2 separate regions of the Homo sapiens genome follow, and region 2 is linked to region 1. A link is an interaction called in ENCODE POLR2A ChIA-PET data of the cell type or tissue named here. Cell type or tissue: B cell. All regions are shown on one strand. Each heading gives the region's core, and the rest is flanking DNA. Links, peaks and the distances in the headings are about the cores only. Region 1 overlaps SNX29 (sorting nexin 29). Region 2 has its middle 45 kb from the start of ATF7IP2.

The links. ChIA-PET counts read pairs that join two places held together with the same protein. Peaks named below come from ENCODE experiments on the same cell type or tissue, not always from the same donor. Only the 100,000 strongest peaks of a DNase experiment are listed, where the experiment ranks them.
Region 2: POLR2A ChIA-PET joins it to region 1 with 7 read pairs; 1 of 35 experiments calls an interaction of 5 or more read pairs at or near these places.

Annotation. Positions count from the first base shown.
Region 1 is chr16:12,005,999-12,016,565 of GRCh38, reverse strand. All of the region lies in intron 3 of SNX29 (sorting nexin 29), which reads right to left. Among named protein-coding and RNA genes, the nearest start is that of SNX29, 35 kb to the right of the region's middle. In B cell, for the core only: no CTCF peak of the experiment used is centred there; DNase peaks (open chromatin) are centred at 5,635 and 6,915; H3K4me3 peaks cover 790 bases; H3K27ac peaks cover 6,954 bases.
Region 2 is chr16:10,335,645-10,346,211 of GRCh38, reverse strand. No RefSeq gene overlaps it. Among named protein-coding and RNA genes, the nearest start is that of ATF7IP2, 45 kb to the left of the region's middle. In B cell, for the core only: no CTCF peak of the experiment used is centred there; a DNase peak (open chromatin) is centred at 5,711; H3K27ac peaks cover 1,102 bases.

The DNA of each region.
Region 1 (10,567 bases), core at 971-8,970:
CACAGAGAAACTGGATCACTGCCACACTACTGGTGGGAACGCAAAATGGTACAGCCGCTCTAGATAAAACTAACTATGCAAATACCATACAACCTAGCAATGACACTCTTGTGCCAGTGAAATTATTGTTGGCAAGAAAGAAAAAGGTAGACTTATGAACTACTGGTAGAAATGTTTCGAAAGCCAGAGGCTGCTCTCTGACTCAGCAACCCAACTCCTGGAAACCTATACCAGAAATATAAAATCCTCAGTATATTAAAAAAAAAATGATGCTTAAGAATGTCTATTGCTTCATTGTCCATCATAGTAAAAATCAGAAACAAAGTCAGTATTCCACAGGCAACTGTTTGTACATCTGCAACATGCAATGCAATGTAGCCTTTTAAAAAGAATTATTAGCCGGGCGGGGGCAGTGGCTCCCACCTGCAATCCCAGCACTTTGGGAGGCCAAGGTGGGCAGATCACTTGAGGTCAGGAATTTGAGACCAGCCTGGCCAACATGGTGAAATCCCGTCTCTAATAAAAACACAAAAATTAGCCGGGCGTGGTGGCGGGCGCCTGTAATCCCAGCTACTCAGGAGGCTGAGACAGGAGAATTGCTTGAACCTGGGAAGTGGAGGTTGCAGTGAGCCAAGATTGCACCACTGCACTTCAGCCTGGGTGACAGAGCGACATTCTGTCCCAAAAAAAATAAATAAATAAAAAGAATCATTAGAACTATAACTTGGAGGCTGGGCACAGTGGCTCAGGCGCCTGTAATCCTAGCACTTTGGGAGGCCAAGGTGGGCAGATCACGAGGTCAGGAGATCGAGACCATCCTGGCTAACACGGTGAAACCCTATCTCTACTAAAAATACAAAAAGTTAGCCGGGCACGGTGGCGGGCGCGTGTAGTCCCAGCTACTCAGGAGGCTGAGACAGGAGAATGGTGTGAACCCGGGAGGCGGAGCTTGCACTGAGCCAAGATCGCATCACTGCACTCCAGCCTGGGCGACAGAGCAAGACTCCGTCTCGGAAAAAAAAAAAAAAGACCAGGCACGGTGGCTCACGCCTATAATCCCAGCACTTTGGGAGGCTGAGGCGGGCAGATCACGAGGTCAGGAGATCAAGACCATCCTGGCCAACATAGGGAAACTACATCTCTACTAAAATACAAAAATTAGCCAGGCATGGTGGTGCGTGCCTGTAATCCCAGCTACTCCGGACGCTGAGGCAGGAGAATCACTTGAACCAGAGAGTTTCAGTGAGCTGAGATCGCACTACAGCACTCCAATCTGGCGACAGAGTGAGACACCATCTCCAAAAAATATAAAAAATTAAAAAAAAAGAACTATAACTTGGAAATGTTTCAGTGCAGGAGTACCAAGATAAAAAATAAAAATGCACAGCATTATGTATGATTCTATTTTTGTAAAACAATGGCAATAAGGCTACATATATGTGTATATATACATGGCTATTTTATCTGTAAATAATTGTGTACGCATGGAAAAATATAGAACAAATAATTCTTGGTCATTAACATAAGCAACCCAAAGGGAAGGAAAACATACAGGACAGAAAAAACGGGACCCTCCCCCTCTCCCCCAAAAAAAATAGTTGACCAAAAAGTAAAAAGAAAAAAATTCATGCTTTGCAACAGTGATAACTCACAAGGCAGCAGTTTTCAAGGTACCATAAGTGTGAAGGTTTGAGAATAGCAGAAAGGTACATACAAATAATCAAATTAATCTTTGTACAGAGGAACCAGAAAATGGAAAAATAACCTATCTTTAAATGGTAAATCATAATTTCTGATGATTTTCTTTTTCTTTTCTTTTTTTTTTTTTTTTTTGAGACGGAGCTTCATTCTTGTTGCCCAGGCTGGAGTACAATGGCATGATCTCGGCTCACCACAACCTCTGGCTCCCAGGTTCAAGCAATTCTTCTGCCTCAGCCTCCTGAGAAGCTAGGATTACAGGCATGCACCACCACGCCCAACTAATTTTGTATTTTTAGTAGAGACAGGGTTTCTCTATGTTGGTCAGGCGGGTCTCCAACTCCTGACCTCAGGTGATCTGTGCTCCTCGGCCTTCCAAAGTGCTTGGATTACAAGCATGAGCCACCGCGCCCGGCTCTGATAATTTCCAAATGTTACTAATATAAACAATAATTGTCCTCCCTGGTATAGACAGATCTCCAACTCTTGGTCTAGATGCAAATGCTGCCTGGATACTCTTGGCGGATGAGGAATGACAAAATCAGGAACAGGTGCTGGCACTGAGAAGGAATCTGCTGCAGGAGCCAGTAAATCAAAACGGAAAAAGAGAATGGAGAAAAACAAGAGCCCCTGGATGCAGGCGTGAATAAATGAGACACGAGAAATCACATGAAGCCAATAGTCAATGGGATCTCCAAGTCTGGTCAAAGTCCACAGCCTGAGAGAACAAAAAATTCAAACCAAAAGCTTGCTTTAAAAAAATAAAAACTCAGCCAGGCACAGTGGCATGCACCTGGAGTCTCAGCTATTTGGGAGTTTGAGGAGGGAGGATCACTTGAGGCCAGGAGTTCAAAGCCAGCCTGGGCAATATAACAAGACCCGTCTTTAAAAACATTTTCTTAATAAATAAAAATAAAGGCCAGGCACGGTGGCTTATGCCTGTAATCCTAGCACTTTGGGGGGCCGAAGCGGGTAGATTGCCTGAGCTCAGGAGTTCAAGACCAGCCTGGGCAACACGGTGAAACCCATCTCTACTAAAATACAAAACAAAAAAAATTAGCCGGGTATGGCGGCATGTACCTGTAATCCCAGCTACTCGGGAGGCTGAGACAGGAGAATCACTTGAACCTGGGAGGCAGAGGTTGCAGTGAGCCAAGATTATGCCACTGCACTCCAGGCTGGGCAACACAGCGGGACTCCATCACAAAATTAAATACATAAATAATAAATAAATAAAAATAAATAATTTAAAAACCAATATATATTTCTTTTCATTCCTGCTTTCTGGCCAGCAGTGCATGAGACCACCCTTTTCTCCTCTCTCGATATATATATATATATATATATATATATATATATATATATATTTTTTTTTTTTTCCCCCAGTAGAGACAGGGTTTCACTATGTTGGCCAGGCTGGTCTCGAACTCCTGGCCTCAAGCAATCTGTCCCCCACTCAGCCTCCCAAAGTGCTGGGATTACAGGCGTGAACCACCGTGCCTGGCCACTAACAATAATCTTGACTGTTGTTTTGAGGTTTTGTCAGTCTGATGGGTGAAAAGTAGGCAGCTCACTGTTGCTTTAATTTGCATTTCCTTGACTACTAGTGAATTTCGGTGTCTTTATTTTCCTAATATATGTTTGCTGGCTATTTGGCTTTGCTGTTTTATGCAAAGCTTCCATGGTAGAGCCATGACATTATTTCTCAACCTCCACATCTGGGTAATCACTGAATCTCATCAAGGCTCAGTCCCAAACCTCAATCCTTCTGTCTCTTCCCCAGTCCCTGCTTCACTCTGCCCTCCAACCCCGGTTCTCCCAGATTCCATCTCACCCCACCCACCTCCACTCCTCCACCCACCCCAACCCATGCATCCTGGGCAGAAGCTATCTACCTGAAATGCAAATGTGACTTTGTCATTTTCTTTCTTTTTTCCCAATTGGTACCATACTACGCTGTAGGTACACAGTACATGACACGATTTTAGGGAAACCCAGATAAACATTTATGTGTGTCAGGAAAAAATATAACCAGCACCAGACCAGAGTAGACAGTGCCTTGGAATTCCACCTCAAGCCAACCTCTGGCTCAGATGGAACATAGAAATGGCAAAAATGGTGAAAATGGTACACAATGGCCTAAGTTTAAGAAATAATGCCCTGCCAGGCACGGTGGCTCACGCCTGTAATCCCAGCACTTTGGGAGGCCGAGGCGGGCAGATCACGAGGTCAGGAGTTTAAGACCAGCCTGGCCAACATGGTGAAACCTCATCTCCACGAGAAATACAAACATTAGCCAGGCATGGGGGCAGGCGCCTGTAGTCCCAGCTACTCGGGAGGCTGAGGCAGGAGAATCACTTGAACGTGGGAGGCGGAGGTTGCAGTGAGCCAAGACTGCACCACTGTACTCCAGCCTGGACAACAAAAGCAAAACTCTGTCTCAAAAATAAAAAATAAACAAAAGAAATACTGCCCTAACTGATGGCATTCCAATACTTCCCTGTGATAGCAGAGAAGAACCTGCTGACTTTCCAACTGATCTCCCAAACCAAACAACACTCATTCATGCACCCCACCACTTTGCCCCACATCCCTGCACTTTCACATCTGCTATTCCCTCTGCCTAAAATTCCTATCCCACCTATTTGACCGCTAACAACCCTGCTGTCGCCCTATGACAACTAATATTTATTACAGGTCACCATAATTGCCCACAATTTACATGTCCAACTCCCAGATTCAGTTTTGAATTTCTTGAAGACAGCAACCATCTCATCCAATTTGCATCGCCAATGCCAACATAGTACTCTATAAATAAATACCTGTTGAATGAAGGAATTAATGAGGCAATCCCTCCAACCTTCAGTTACTAGTAATTGTCAAAAAACACAGGTATGTCTAGTCATACAAAAAAAAGTTTTGAGTTTATTACGTTTTAACTGGGTGTACCAAGCAAATATTATTACAGCTAATCCTGACTATAACCCTAGCAAGTGAGTATCATTATTATTATCTGATTTTCCAGATGGTGCATGCGAGGTTTAAAGGAGCTAAGTCAGTCCAAAATTACACAGCTGGTAACTGGTGATTTGTGGCTGAAGGAGGCATGAAGGTAAGTATATCTGACACCAAAGCTCACACCCCATGCTCACCACCTCTCTCCACTGTCAGGTTCATGACGAAGATGACGGTGCTAACATAATGTTTATTATGGCCTAGGCAGTATTTCTCAACAACTATCAATATAAGTAAGACAAATATTAATTTAAATTTAGATATAAAAATAGGTTCAGGGCCAGGCATAGTGACTCACGCCTATAATCCCAGCACTTTGGGAGGCCAAGAAGGGTGGATCACCTGAGGTTAGGAGTTTGAGAACAGCCTGGCCAACATGGTTAAACCCCGTCTCTACTAAAAACACAAAAATTAGCTGGGTGTGGTGACACACCCCTAAAATCCCAGCTACTCGGAGGCTGAGGCACAAGAATCGCTAGAACCTGGGAGGCAGAGGTTGCAGTGAGCCAAGATCACGCCACTGCACTCCAGCCTGGGCGACAGAGTGCGATCCTGTCTCAAAAAAAAAAAAATCAGATATAAAAATGGGCTTAGATTTGTTAAACGTCCTGGAGGTTCCCCATTGCTAGAAATAATCTTTTTTCAAAAAAAAAAAAAAAAAAACCCCAAGCAATTCATTTAATCAAGCAGTAAAATAAAAGAGTATGCAATATGGACTGTCTACTACAGAGCCTCAAAGTGGAAATAAAGTACTTGGGGTAAGGGAGGGGGAGAGTCCAATTAATGAACCCCAGGATTTTTGGTCAGGATGACAAGAATCGTAACATCCAGTCAACACCTCAAACTAGTTAGAGGCTGGTAAGAAACTTGTGATGCAGGGAACATAAAAATCACATGACAAACATTCAGAGATATTTAAAAGAGAAAAAAAAGCCTGAAAAAGCCATTCCGTTTCGTAAGTCCTCTGGGGGATACACGTGACAGTTTTCAACTGCATTAAGAATAACATCAGGAACAACAAAGGGCAGCTGGTTTTGGTTTTTAGCTTCCTGAAAAGTCCAAAACTGATTCTAATTCCTCAAAAGGTTAAAAAAAAAAAAATCACCAAAACAAATCATTCTTTTCTGCATGCTTTGAAAGGAGAAGAAATGCTCTCCTATGATTTCTTCTGACAGTCACCTGAAAGTTCATTAAAAAGAGCAATTTCTTGTTTGTTTGTTTGTTTGTTTTGAGACGAGGTCTCACATCGCCCAGGCTAGAGTGCAATGGCGGGTTGATGACTCACTGCAGCCTCGACCTCCTAGGCTCAAGTGATCCTCCCGCTTCAGCCTCTTGAGTAGCTGAGACCACAGGCCTGCACCACCGCACCTGGCTAGCTAATTTTTGGTTTTTTTGTAGACATGGGGTTTCGCCATGTTGGCCAGGCTGGTCTCGAACTCCTGGGATCAAGTGATCCTCCCACCTTGGCCTCTCAAAGGGCTTGAGATTACAAGTGCGGGCCACTGCACCTGGCCATAATTAACAACTTCTAAATGCAGATGAATACCTGAAGCCAACTCACTGCCACCCATATGGCAAAGAGATCCAGTGTGTGAGTGTGTGGTAAATGTCTACCAAGTGTCAAAACACCTTACATATCCTTATAATGAAAATCACAACAGCTAACAATTACTGGAAACTTACTACCTGCCAGGCAATGTTTTAAGGGTTGCACATGAACTGACTCATAACAACCCTCTGAAGTGAATACCATTATACTACCCATTTCAGAGTTGAGGATATTGAGGTGCAAGAAAGAAACTTGCCCAAAATCGCAACACAACCCAGAACTGGCAAACCCAGGATTCAAATGCCAAGCTCCAAAGCCCATGCTGATTCCACTGCCCCCGTTAGCATTCCTGTTCATAATTTGAAGGGAAAACTTCCAGATCACGTCCTCTGATTCCGTATGGGACAAAGACGCCTTGGCGGAACAATCACGTTTCTAGTCTTTGAGGTAACTTCTAGGGCCTACAAAGCTCCTGGGCCATTATTTCTAGAGGGCAAAATATTCCAAAGATATCTTAAAGCTTCTTCACAGGCCAGTCTGACTGAAAGAACATGGAATAATTTCAATGAACCATAAGAACGAGTCTTTGTTCCTAGAGAAAAACAGAGCTAGAAAACACCACCAACAAAGAGAAGCGCGCATTTCAGAGCCCAGCGGCTGCCACCACTTCCTCCTGGGGAGGCTTCTCAGGACTCCATCTGAAGGAAAAAACAAGTCTCGCCTGCATTTCCCCTAATGTCAATACTGTTTTATGTTCCATGTGAAGATGGCAGCATCTCACGGTGTCCGTCTCTCACAAGATCAAATATACATATATATATATACACACACACACACACACACATATATACACACACACATATAAAAATATATATATACATGTATACATATATATATCTCTCACACACATACCCACACACACATACAAAAACATGCTCACACACATCCACCTTGGATTTTGTATTTTGGCAAAATACGGTGCACCATTTAGGCTCCCAAATCCAGCAATGGTCTGCTCTGTCCTGCTAGCACTGTCTCTACTCGAAACATTACTCATCCACCAACACCTTGGCAGCTTTTTTTCGGTGTAAGGATATGTACTATTATTTACTTATTTGTCTTGAATTTGACTCACTTTGTTCAGTTACATACACCTGTTTAAAAATTATTTTAAAATTTAAAAAATGGAAAGCTCCATCACAGTTGTAAATGGTAAACTAGCATCATATGACATAAAAACAGTAGCCTTAAAACTAAACATAGGCCGGGCGCAGTGGCTCATGCCTGTAATCCCACCAGTTTGGGAGGCTGAGGCAGGTGGATCACTTGAGGTCAGGTGTTTAAGACCAGCCTGACCAACATAGTGAAACCCCGTCTCTACTAAAAATACAAAAATTACCCAGGCCTGGAGGCGCGCACCTATAGTCCCAGCTACTAGGGAGGCTGAGTCAAGAGAATCGCTTGAACCCGGGAGGTGGAGGTTGCAGTGAACTGAGATTGCGCCACTGTACTCCAGCCTGTGCGACAGAGCAAGGCTCCATCTCAAGTTAAAAAAGAAAAAAAAAAAAAAAACTAAATACAATTAATGTAATAAATTTTGACTCTCTGCCATGGCCAGAGGACGGCTCTGAGCCTGATATCTGCACACTCTTTTAAAAAAGAGAGGCATACGAAAAACATATTGTTTTTAACTATTTTGAACAAGCTGTCATTTTTGTAAGTCAAAAATGATCCAGGCCGGGTGCGGTGGCTCATGCCTGTAATCCCAGCACTTTGGGAGGCCGAGGCGGGAGGATCACCTGAGGTCGGGAGTTCAGGTCCAGCCTGACCAACATGGAGAAATACTGTCTCTACTAAAAATACAAAATTAGCCAGGCATGGTGGTACACACCTGTAATCCCAGCTACCTGGAAGGCCGAGGCAAGAGAATCGCTTGAACCCAGGAGGCAGAGGTTGCGGTGAGCCAAGATCGCGCCATTGCAGTCCAGCCTGGGCAACAAGAGCGAAACTCCATCTCAAAAAAAGAAAAAAAAATTTCCTTGAAAAAGTAGCGAAAAGCAGGCCAGGCGCAGTGGCTCACGCCTGTAATCCCAGCACTTTGGGAGGCCGAGGCGGGCGGATCACAAGGTCAGGAGATCAAAACTATCCTGGCTAACACGGTGAAACCCCATCTCTACTAAAAATACAAACAAATTAGCTGGGCATGGTGGCGGGCGTCTGTAGTCCCAGCTACATGGGAGGCTGAGGCAGGAGAACAGCGTGAACCTGGGAGGCAGAGCTTGCAGGGAGCCGAGATAGCGCCACTGCACTCCGGCCTGGGTGACAGAGCGAGACTCCATCTCAAAAAAAGAAAGAAAAAGTAGTGAAAAGCTTTAAAAACAAAAGGAGAAAAAGGGCAGATGGCTGGATCAGAGAGCAGGGCATGTGAGGCCTCCAGGCTGTGTTAAGGACGTGGGTCTTTCTCCCAAGAGCAAAGACAAGGCAGCTGGGAGGTTTCAAGGGAGCATGAGGTGAGGGAATCTGCATTCTGCATTCAATGTGGTGGAAGCAGGACAAGAACGAATGGGAAGAGCCTAAGGCTGCAGCGGCCATGCTGTGAGATGCTGGTGATGGGGACCGCGGGCCAGGAGAGGAGTTGGAGGGAAGTGAGTGGATTTGAGCTCAACTCCAGGGCCGGGCCAGCTATCAGCGGTGAGGAAGGGAGGCAACTCATCTATCTTGTCAGTCCTAAGTTATTTTTAAATGTTCGCTGACTTTCCCTCTTGAGATTCAACTTTCTTCTTCTTTTTAATTATTTTTTTGAGAGAGTCTTACTCTCTCACTCAGGCTGCATTGCAACGGTGTGATCTCGGCTTACTGCAACCTCTGCCTCCTGGGTTCAAGCGATTCTCCTGTCTCAGCCTCCCGAGTAGCTGGGATTACAGGTGGGCACCACCACGCCTGGCTAATTTTTGTATTTTTAGTAGAGACGGGGTTTTGCCATGTTGGCCAGGCTGGTCTTGAACTCCTGACCTCAAGTGATTCGCCTGCCTCAGCCTCCCAAAAGGCTGGGATTATAGGCGTGAGCCACTGCATCCAGCCGAGATTCAACTTTCTCACAGAATAGGGACAATGATGTGGCCTTTCCAACATGAAGGTGGTGCCACCTTTACCCAAATACATTTCAAAGGTAAGACCAGGTCTCTGATATTAAGAAGGAATCCCACTGAGGTAGAGGAGAATAATTTTTTTTTTTAAACTCAGCCTCAAAAACCATTTAGTCACTAAATAGCACACAAGGGAGAAAGAACAAGTCATGGAACTCTAGCCGTTCCAAAACGTCTAACGTAGGCTATGGCATTTTGCCTCTCTGAATCTGTTTTCTCATCAGTAAAAAAGGGATAACCCAGGCACAGTGTGGCTCATACCTGTAATACCAACACTTTGGGTGGCCAAGGTGGGAGGATCACTTGAGTCCACAAGTTTGAGACCAGCCTGGGCAACATAGTGAGACCCCATCTCTACAAAAAATACAAAAATTAGCCAGGTATGGTGGCTTGCATCTGTAGTCTTAGCTACTCAGGAGGCTGAGATGGGAAGATCTTGAGCCTGGGAGGTTGAGGCTGATGTGAACCATGATCACACCACTGTACTCCAGGCTGAGCAACAGAGCAAGACCCTGTCTCAAAAAAAAAAAGAAAGGGTAATACTTCTGCTCCTTCTGAGGACTAGGAATCAACATAAATAAAATGTAGCAAAAGTAGTCACAAACTATAACTATTATTATTGCTTTTTTTTTTTTTTTTTTCTGAGACAGTATCGCTCTTGTTGCCCAGGCTGGAACGCAATGGCGCAATCTCGGCTCACCAAAACCTCCGCCTCCTGGGTTCAAGCACTTCTCCTGCCTCAGCCTCCCTGCTTAGCTAGGATTACAGGCATGTGCCACCATGCCTGGCTAATTTTGTATTTTAAGTAGAGACGGGGTTTCTCCACGTTGGTCAGGCTGGTCTCAAACTCCCGACTTCAGGTGATCCTTCCGCCTCAGCCTCCCAAAGTGCTGGGATTACAGGCGTGAGCCACCATGCCTGGCTATTATTATTATTATTATTATTATTATTTTAGAGACAGGGTCTCTGTCTATTGCCCAAGCTAGAATGCAATGGCACGATCATAGCTCACCGCAGCCTTGAACTCCTGGCCTCAAGCAATCCTCCTACCTCAGCCTCCCAAAGCAATGAGATTACAGACATGAGCCACAGCGCCTGGCCTATTATTAGTAATAGTAAGCCACGTACTCCTTTTAGCCATAAACAACAGTTATCACAG
Region 2 (10,567 bases), core at 1,812-9,811, 1.7 Mb after region 1:
ATTTCTTTTTTTCTTTCTTTTTAAAATACTTTCAACTTTTGTTTTAGATTCAGGGGTACACGACCAAGTTTGTTACCTGGGCATATTGTGTGATGTTGAGATTTGGGGTCCAATTGATTCCATCACCCAGGTACTGAGCATAATACACAATAGAGAGTTTTTCAGCCCTTGCCTCCTCTCCTGCCTCCCCTTTCTAGGAGTCTCCAGTGTCTACTGTTGGCACCTTTATGTCCATGAGTAACCAGTGTTCAGCTCCCACTCAAAAGTCAGAACACGCGGTATTTGGTTTTCTGTTCCTGCATTAATTCCCTTGGGATAATTGCCTCCAACTGCATCCATGTTGCTGCAAAGAACATGATTTTGTTCTTCTTTATGGCTGCATACTCAGCATTTTCATATCTAGGTATCTATCCCAGAGAGCTACAGTCACAAAAAATGTTTGAGATGAATATCATTAGCAGATTTATTCTGGAAACAATTTTAATATCCACAACACAAAATTGGACAAATTTACGCACATTCTTGAATGGAATCCTACTGAGCAATGAAAAGGAGCAATACAAAAACACAGATGAATCTCAAAGACATTACATAGGCCAGGTGTGGTGGTTTGCACCTGTAACCCCAGCACTTTCGGAGGCTGAGGCCAGCAGATCACCAGGTCACGAGATTGAGACCATCCTGGCTAACATGATGAAACCCTGTCTCTACTAAAAATATAAAAAATTAGCCGGGTGTGGTGGCACATGCCTGTAGTCCCAGCTACACGAGAGGCTGAAGCAGTTGAATCCTTTGAACCTGGGAGGCGGAGGTTGCAGTAAGCCGAGATTGCGCCACTGCACTCCAGCCTGGGTGACAGAGCGAGACTCCATCTCAAAAAAAAAAAAAAAAAAAAAAGTTTACTAAACATATCCAGGACTTAACAAACCCAAGAAATGTCCCAATGCCCTGATATCTTAAAGACAAAAGCATTCTTTTCGAGAATAAGTTTCATTTTAAAGATAAGATTTCAGTCTGGGCACAGTGGCTCATGCCTGTTATCCCAGCACTTCGGGAAGCCACGGCAGGCAGATCACTTGAGCTCGGGAATTCGAGACCAGCCTGGCCAACACAGTGAAACCCTGACTCTACTAAAAACACAAAAATTAGCCAGGTGTGGTGGTGCTCGCCTGTAGTCCCAGCTACTGGGGAGGCTGAGACATGAGAATCACTTGAACTTGGGAGGTGAAAGTTGCAGTGAACTAAGATTGCACCACTGCACTCCAGCCTGGGTGACAAAGCAAGAATGTGTCTTAAATAAATAAATAAATAAATAAATAAATAAATAAATAAATAGATTATTGCAAAAGTCTGTAGTTACACAAAGGTTAACAATTCTTTGTCACAAGAGCTTGCATTAGAGAAAATCTCCCCCTTGATTTTTTGGCTTGTCTTATATATAAACAGGCATTGTACCTAAGGTGGGCACCTTCCTTCTCTTGCTTTTGGGAACACCCTGTTCTGTCTAGGCAGTAGTTATCCTTATATTCCTTTACTTTTTTTTTTTTTTTTTTTTTTTGAGACAAGGTCTCACTCGATCACCCACGCTGGAGTGCAGTGGCACAATTTTAGTTCACTGCGACCTCTGCCACCCGAGTTCAAGTGATTCTCCTGCCTCAGCCACCAGAGTGGCTGGGATTACAGGCTCCTGCTACCATGCCTGGCTAATTTTTGTGTTTTAGTAGAGATAGGGTTTCACCATGTTGGCCAGGCTGGTCTCAAACTCCTGAGCTCAAGCAATCCACCTGCCTCGGCCTCCCAAAATGCTGGGATTACAGCATGAACCACCGTGCTGGGCCTATTCCCTTACTTTCACTTTACTCTGTGGACTCACCCCAAATTCTTTCTTGCTTAAATTCCATGAAGCCTCTCTTGGGGTCTGGATTGGGACCTCTTTCTGGTAACATATTCATTTCCTAGGGCAACCATAACAAATTACTACAAATGGGGTGACCTGAAAAAACAAAAATGTATTCTCTTACAGTTTAGAAGGCTTGGAGTCTGCATTCAAGGTGTTGGTCGGGCCATGCTTGCTCTGAAGGCCTCAGGGGAGGATCCTTCCTCACCTCTTCTAGAAAGGTGGCTCCAGGTGTTCCTTGGCATTCCTTGATCTGCAGCTGTATCACTCCAAGGCCAAGGCACTTTGTCCCTTAAAGGCTTGCTGAAAAATCTCTGACATGAGGTAGTTTGAGAAGTGGGAGAAAAGGCATACACATTTATTTAACACATATACCAAGGAGCCTTCTTGTTTTTTTTTTATGAAGTTTCACTCTTGTTACTCAGGTTGGAGTGCAATGGTACAATCTCAGCACACTGCAACCTGCATCTCCTGGGTTCAAGTGATTGTCCTGCCTCAGCCTCCTGAGTAGTTGGAATTACAGGTGCGCACCACCATACTGGTCTAAGTTTTGTATTTTTAGTAGAGACAGGGTTTCACCATGTTGTCCAGGCTGGTCTCGAACTCCTGGCCTCAGCTGATCCACCTGCCTTGGCCTCCCAAAGTGCTGGGATTACAGGCAAGAGCCACCTTGCCTAGCCTTGTTGCAGGAATCAGGAGACCAGAGAGACCAATGGGTGGGACGGAAGGATTTTATTAAGGTGCGCACCAGCTCAGTGGATTTGCATCCAAAAGACTGAGCTGCGAACAAAGACGGCTTGACTTTTGTACATGCATCTGAAGGGTGGTTGGCTAGTTTGAAACAAGCTTACAGTGGCGCAAAATGCAGTGGTGTGAAAGCAAGTTTACAGAAACAGAACAGGGACCGTTTATCAACAGTAACAGGCTTGCAAGTCAGGCTCACTTAGGCATGTCATCTGACCCTTGCTGTATGGCCCATATGGCTGTAATTTAGGTTTGCTCAGGCTTATCTTGGGACCTTCACTGTGGTGCCCAGATGGCTGCAATCTAGGCTTGCTCAAGCTTATCTTGTGACCTTCGCTGTGCTGCCTTGATGGAGACCAGGTACTTACAGAAACCAGCTGCGGAACACAGGAATTTACAAGCCTACAGAACTTACAGAACAGGGTGCAATAGCAGGGAGTGGGTGGGGAGCTGCCTAAAGCAAAAATTCATGTTTTCTTTTTATATCTCCTGCTTCAGCCTTACATGAGAGCTTTCAAAATGAAGATCTGACATCCCAGTGAAGTAAAAAGGCTTCTATTTCATCTTGAGGTTACAGAGAGAATATGAGCTTGGATCCTGGTAAAACAGGTGATGGGAGGGAGGATAGGAGGAATTTGGTGGAGTGGTTACTAGGAAGAATGAGTGGAGCATAGATTAACTTCTAAACAATTCTCTTTATGATTTAAATGATCCTTGCAGACAGTCATTATACTGTTCAGGTGTGGTTAAATTATTAGCCTTAAAGGGAGAGAAAGAAAAACCAATTGTTCTCTGTGGGGGGTCTAGATCTTAGGCAGATGGAGGAACTTCAGTTTCTATGGAAGAGGCTGTGTGGCAGTGGGGCATTACAGCACAGGGGTCCCGATTCAGACCCCAAGAGAGGGTTCTTGGATCTCACGCAAGAAGGAATTCAGGGAGAGTCCGCACAGCAAAGTAAAAGCAAATTTATTAAGAAAGTAAAGGAATAAAAGAATGGCTACTCTGTAGACAGACCAGCTGTGAAAGCTGCTGGTTGTCCATTTTTATGGTTATTGCTTGATAATATGCTACACAAGGGGTGGATTATTCATGCCTCCCCTTTTTAGACCATATAGGGCAACTTCCTGACATTACCATGACATTTGTAAACTGTCATGGCGCTAGTGGGAGTGTAGCAGTGAGGATGACCAGAGGTCACTCTCATCACCATTTTGGTTTTGCTGGGTTTTGGCCAGCTCCTTTACTGCAAACTGTTTTATCAGCAAAGTTTTTATGACCTGTATTTTGTGTTGAGCTCCTGTCTCATCCTGTGACTTAGAATGCCTTAACCATCTGGGAATGCAGCCCAGAGATTATGAGTCAAATCAGCCTTCCTGAGAACTCAGAGGTTGTGTTTTAATGGATAATTTGGTGGGCAGCGGGGCTAGGGAATGGGTGTTGTTGATTGGTGGGCGATGAAATCATAGCGGTATGAAAAACGGTCCTCTTGCACTCAGTCTGCCTCTGGCTGAGGGCCACAGGACTGGTTGAGTCATGAGTCACAGGTCCAGGTAGGGTCAATTGATTGTCAGAATGCAAAAGTATGAAAAACATTTACAATCTTAGGCACTATAATAGTGATGTTATCTCTGGGTGTGGTGGCTCATGCCTATAATCCCAGCACTTTGGGAGGCCAAGTTAGGCGGATCACCTGAGGTCAGGAGTTTGAGACCAGCCTGGCCAACATGGAGAAACCCCATGGCTACTAAAAATACAAATATTAGCTGGGTGTGGTGGTGGGTGACTGGAATCCCAGCTACTCAGGAGGCTGAGACAGGAGAATCGCTTGAACCCAGGAGGCAGAGGTTGCAGTGAGCCGAGATTGCTTCACTGCACTCCAGCCTGGGCAACAGAGCTAAAAATAATTAGCTGGGTGTGGTGGAACATGTCTGTAATCCCAGCTACTTGGGAGGCTGAGGCAGGAGATCACTTGAACCCGGGAGGCGGAGGTTTCGGTGAGTCAACTTTGAGCCATTGTACTCCAGCCAGTGCAACAAGAGTGAAAAAAAGAATAGAAAAAAAAAGAATTTTTAAAAAAAGACATAAGACATTTCCTATAGGGCCTGAGATAACTTTCTGGGGTAATAGAAATAGTCTGTATCTTGATTGTGGTGGCTATTACACAGGTGTACACATTTGTCAAACCCACGAAATGGTACACTTTTGTTTTTTTTGAGACAGAGTGTCATTCTGTTGCTCAGGCTGGAGTGCAGTGGTGTGATCTCAGCTCACTGAAACCTCTACCTCCCAGGTTCAAGCAATTCTCCTGTCTCAGCCTCCCAAGTAGCTGGGACTACAAGCATGCACCACCATGCCTGGCTAATATTTTTTTGGTAATTTTTAGTAGAGATGGGGTTTTACCATGTGGGCCAGTCTGGTCTTGAACTCCTGACCTCAAGTGATCCACCTGCCTTGGCATCCCAAAGTGCTGGGATTCCAGGTGTAAGCCACCACACCTGACCTGTATACTTTTTAAAATAGGTTTTTTTTTTTTTTTTTTTTTTTTTTTGTGACAGAGTGTTGCTCGGTTGCCCAGTCTGGAGTGTAGTGGCATTATCTTGGCTCACTGTAACCTCCGCCTCCCAGGTTCAAACCATTCTTGTGCCTCAGCCTCCCAAGTAGCTGGGATTACAGGTGCCTGCCACCACACTTGGCTAATTTTTGTATGTTAGCAGAGATGGGGTTTCACCATGTTGGCCAGGCTGGTTTCAAACTCCTGACCCCAGGTGACCTACTCACCTCAGCCTCCCAAAGTGCTGGGATTACAGGCATGAGCCACTGTGCCCAGCCAAAATAGGGGAATTTTATTATAAGTTACACTGTTGCAGGAATCAAGGGACAGGAGAGACCAATGGGTGGGACATGAGGATTTTATTAGGTGAGCACCAGCCCAGTGGATTAACATCCAAAGGCTGAGCCCTGAGCAAAGACAGGGCTTGACTTTTATACATGCATCTGAAATGGGGTTGGCCGGTTTGATGGCGCGAAACCTGTAGAGCAGGCAAGCGAGCTTACAGAAGCAGAACAAAGGCAGTTTGTCAAACAGTGATAGGTTTTAGAACTCAAACTTATCTTGTGACCTTGCCGTGCTGCACAGAAGGGAAAAACAGGAACTTACAAAACTTGCAAAAATAATTATGAGAACAGAACAAGGAACAACGGTAAGGGGGAAGAATCTGAAGGGGGAAGCTGAAAGAAAAACTTGTTTTCTTCATCCCTGCTCTGGGATGGGAGGGAGAGGCTCTGGATCCCATCCCTTCTGGGCCCTGCCTCTGTAGATAGTGCTATCAAAGTCCCAACAGAGCCCTGCCCATTGCTGGGCCTTTGAGTGAGTCAGCCTAGTACAGGAAAACTTGTTTTTCTTTTTATGTCTTCTGCTTCAATACCACCTTAAAGTTAATTCTTAAAAAAGTAAGGTTCTCTACATGTAAGGTCCTCTGAATGGGCTACACCATGGTCAAGCCATTGTGACCCCTGTGACCCACACATACAGGCCTCCTGGAGTCACAAAGCCTGGAGCAACAAGAGAACCACTAAAGAAGAAGAAACAGCTAGTTCCTGCCTTAACTGATTAACCAAATTTGCAACATTCCACCATTGTCATATGTTCCTGCCCTACCCTAACTAATCAATCGACCTTGTGATACGGTGCCTTGTGACCTCCCCCTACCTCATGACTATGCATCTTATGACATTCTTCCCCTGCCCAAAAAAACTGCCCCTAAATGTAACTTTCCTCTTCCTACCCCAAACCTATAAAACCAGTTCCACTCCCACCACCCTTCATTGACTCCTTTCTCAGACTCAGCCGACTTGCACCCAAGTAAACAGCCTTGTTGCTCACACTAATCCTACTCAGGTGTTCCCTTATAAAGATGTGTGTAACACTATGCACTGCAGGTAAACACAAAGGAGGAGCACTTTGCACTTTTTTAGAAGATTTTTTTTTTTTTAAGAGACAAGGTCTCACTCTACCACCCAGGCTGGAGTATGATCATACCACACTGCAGCCTCAAACTCCTGGGCTCAAGCAATCCTCTCACTTCAGCCTCCTGAGTAGCTAGGACTACAGGTGTACAAAATTAGCCTAATTTTCACTTTTCATTTTTTGTAGAGACAGGCTCTCGCCATGTTCCCTAGGCTGGTGTCAAACTGCCAGCCTCAAGCAATCCTCCTACCTCAGCCTCCCTAAGTGCTGCAATTACAGTTATGAGCCACTGTGCCCAGTCCCATGCACTCTTTCAAGAGTGTAGGAAACTTCTTGGAAGGGATGGTATTGGAACTTCTACTTGAAGAATGAATAGGGCCGTATGGCAATTTAAAACCAGATCCTGAAATTCCATGGCCCTGCCCCCATCAAGATCTGTGACTGGTGATCTTTTTTTTTTTTTTTTTTTTTTTTGAGACGGACTCTCGGTCTGTCACCCAGGCTGGAGTACAGTGGTACAATCTCAGCTCATCGCAACCTCCGCCTCCCAGGTTCAAGCAATTCTCCTGCCTCAGCCTCCCGAGTATCTGGGACTACAGGTGCATGCCACCATGCCCAGCTAATTTTTGTATTTTTGGTAGAGATGGGGTTTCACCATGTTGGCCAGATGGTCTCGATTTCTTGACCTCGTGATCTGCCCACCTCGGCCTCCCAAAGTGTTGGGATTATAGGCGTGAGCCACCCCGCCAGGCCTGTGGATACTCATATTTAATGACTCAACCACTAGAATGAAGTAGAATTGATGCTGTGCTAGCTTCTGGGCCCACCTTTAGACAGGGGCAGCTTTTGCTTCTTGTCCCTTGGTCTAGGAACCCAGCCACCATGCTGTGAGGAAGCCCGTATAGCCTGCAGAGAGCTGGTGTGGAAAGGAACTGAACCCCTCCCTCCCAGACCTGGCTGGGTTCCCAGCTGACAGCCAGCCCTAGCTTGCTTATTATTTTAAGCTGAAGACATTTGAGATTCAACAGATGTGGAAAGAAGCCTTCTGGGAGCTGCCTTCATTTGACTAAAAGCAGCATCTTCTGGGAAATAAGGCTACCATAAACCCTCTCTCTTTGAGAGCATCATAGCCAAGAACAAGAAAGACACTTGCACCTGCATAAACAAACATTACCGCAGACTTTACTTCTCATTTTTTCTCCTAAAATCCTATTTATCTTTCCTAAAGAAACCTATTTGTTCTTCTCATAAGAGCCTTTTCTCTCCCCTCCCTTTTCCCTTAGGTGTATAAGCCTTTAACTCTAATCATTTAATGTACAAGCCACTTTTTTTTTTTTGAGACATTCTCACTCTGTCATCCAGACTGGAGTGCAGTGGCATGATCATGGCTCACTGCAGCCTCGACCTCCCAGGCTCAAGCAATCCTTTCACCCCTCAGCCTCCCCAGTAGTTGATGCAGGTGTATGCCACCACAGCCAGCTAATTTTTTTTTTTTTTGTAAAGATGGGGTCTCACCATATTGCCTGGGCTGGTCTCAAACTTCTGAGCTCAAGCAATTCCCCGCTTCAGCCTCCCAAATTTCTAGATTGTAGGCTTGAGCCACTGCACCTGGTCAGCAAGCTACTTCTTTTTTTTTTTTTTTTGACGGAATCTCACTCTGTTGCCTAGGCTGGAGTGCAGTGGCGTGATCCTGGCTCACTGCAACCTCTGCCTCCTGGGTTGCAGCAGTCTTCCTGCCACGGCCTCCCAAGTAGCTGGGATTACAGGTGTGTGCCACTACACCCAGCTAATTTTTGTATTTTTAGTGGAGATGGGGTTTCGCCATGTTGGCCAGGCTGGCCTTGAACTCCTGACCTCAGGTGATTCACCCACCTCAGCCTCCCAAATTGCTGGGATTACAGGCGTGAGCCACCGCGCCCGGCCTGCAAGCTACTTCTTTTGTTGGCTCCTGTATTGCATACATATAAGCCGTTTTTCTCGTGTTAATCTAGCTTTCTTCACCTTAATTCGCAGTCCGCCACACCCCCCACCACCCAAAAGAACCTAAAAGGGTAGAGGAAAAGTTTTTCCTCCTCCACACCATAAATAGTCACAAGTCAGGCTTTGCTACCAAATGAGTTCACTGGGGAAAAAAATCAATTTAGTTTTAAAACTATTTTGGATGTGAATTTTGGAAGTGCACTTAAGAGGAAGTGCACTTAAAGAACTTGGGTCAGGTGCAGTGGCTCACACCTGTAATCCCAGCCCTTTGGGAGGCTGAGGTGGGCGGATCACTTGAGGTCAGGAGTTTGAGACCAGCGTGGCCAATGCGGTGAAACCCCATCTCTACCAAAAATATAAAAAGTTAGCTGGGTGTGGTGGTGCATGCCTGTAATCCCAGCTACTGGGGAGGCCGAGGCAGGAGAATCACTGGGACCCAGGAGGCAGAGGTTGCAGTGAGCCTAGATCATGCCACTGCACTCTGGCCCAGATGACAGAACAAGACTCTGCCTCAAAAAAAAAAAAAAAAAGTGCTGGGCGCAGTGGCTCATGCTTGTAATCCCAGCACTTTGTGAGGCTGAGGCGGGCGGATCACGAGGTCAGGAGATCGAGACCACGGTGAAACCCTGTCTCTACTAAAAATACACACAAAAAAATAAGATTAGCCAGGCGTGGTGGAGGGCGCCTGTAGTCCCAGCTACTTGGAGAGGCTGAGGCAGGAGGATGGCGTGAACCCAGGAGGCGGAGGTTGCAGCGAGCCAAGATCGCGCCACTGCACTCCACCCTGGGTGACAGAGAGAGATGCCATCTCAAAAAAAAAAAAAAAAAAAAAAAAAGAATAGCAAGGGTGGAGGGTTGGCTGTGGGTGGGGAAGTTTTGAAAAATGTTACCGGAATATACTTACCCATTGCTACTGTGAATATATAAAGACGTATGGCATATAAGATCTTCTGGTGCCAGGCATGGTGGCTCACACTTCTAATCTCAGCACTTTGTGAGGTTAGCTTGAGCCCAGGAGTTTGAGACCAGCCTGAACAACATGGCAAAATCTTGTGTCTATGAAAACTACAAAAATTCGCAGGACCTGGTGGCGCTCACCTGTAGTCCCGGCTACTCAGGAGGCTAAGGTGGAAGAATCACTTGAGCCTGGGAGGTCAAGGCTGCAGGGAACCCTGATCATGCCACTGCACTGCAGCCTGGGAGACAAAGTGAGACCCTGTCTCAAAAAAAAAAAAAAAAAAAAAAAGATGTTCTTGCAGTTTTCTTATGATTTGCTCTACGGTGTGATTAATAACAGTTGCTGTTGCAATAATTCCTGCTATATTTTGACACAGTGCTGTGAAAAGAAATCCAACATGGAGGCCAGGCGTGGTGGCTCACGCCTGCAATCCCAGCACTTTGGGAGGCCGAGGTGGGCGGATCACCTGAGGTCGGGAGCTCGAGACCAGCCTGGCCAACATGGAGAAACCCTGTCTCTATTAAAAATACAAAATTAGCTGGGCATTGTGGCACATGCCTGTAATCCCAGCTACTAAGGAGGCTGAGGCAGGAGAATCGCTTGAACCTAGGAGGCGGAGGTTGCGGTGAGCCGAGATTGCGCCATTGCACTCCAGTCTGGGAAACGAGCAAAACTCCGTCTCAAAAAAAAAAAAAAAGAAAGAAAGCCAACGTGGAGATGATTTGTCGGAGGTCTCTGTCAAGGAGCCAGGAGGGCAAAAGTTGGCCCTCAGTCATATATGGATCCAGAGGGATCTGACCTGTTTGAACTGGGCCAGATCGCAAACGTTCTGGAGAAGCAGCTTCATTGGGTTTGAACTGCTCACACTGGGGCAGATCACGAACCTCCTGAAGACACAGCTGTGCTGAATTTTAAGCTGATCATGGCCTAGAGTCTTTCTAAGCTGTCAGCTGGCCTATAGGGGGAGGAAAAAACAAACAAATGAAAAAAACAAGAAGAAATGTTTTATTCAAGGAATACA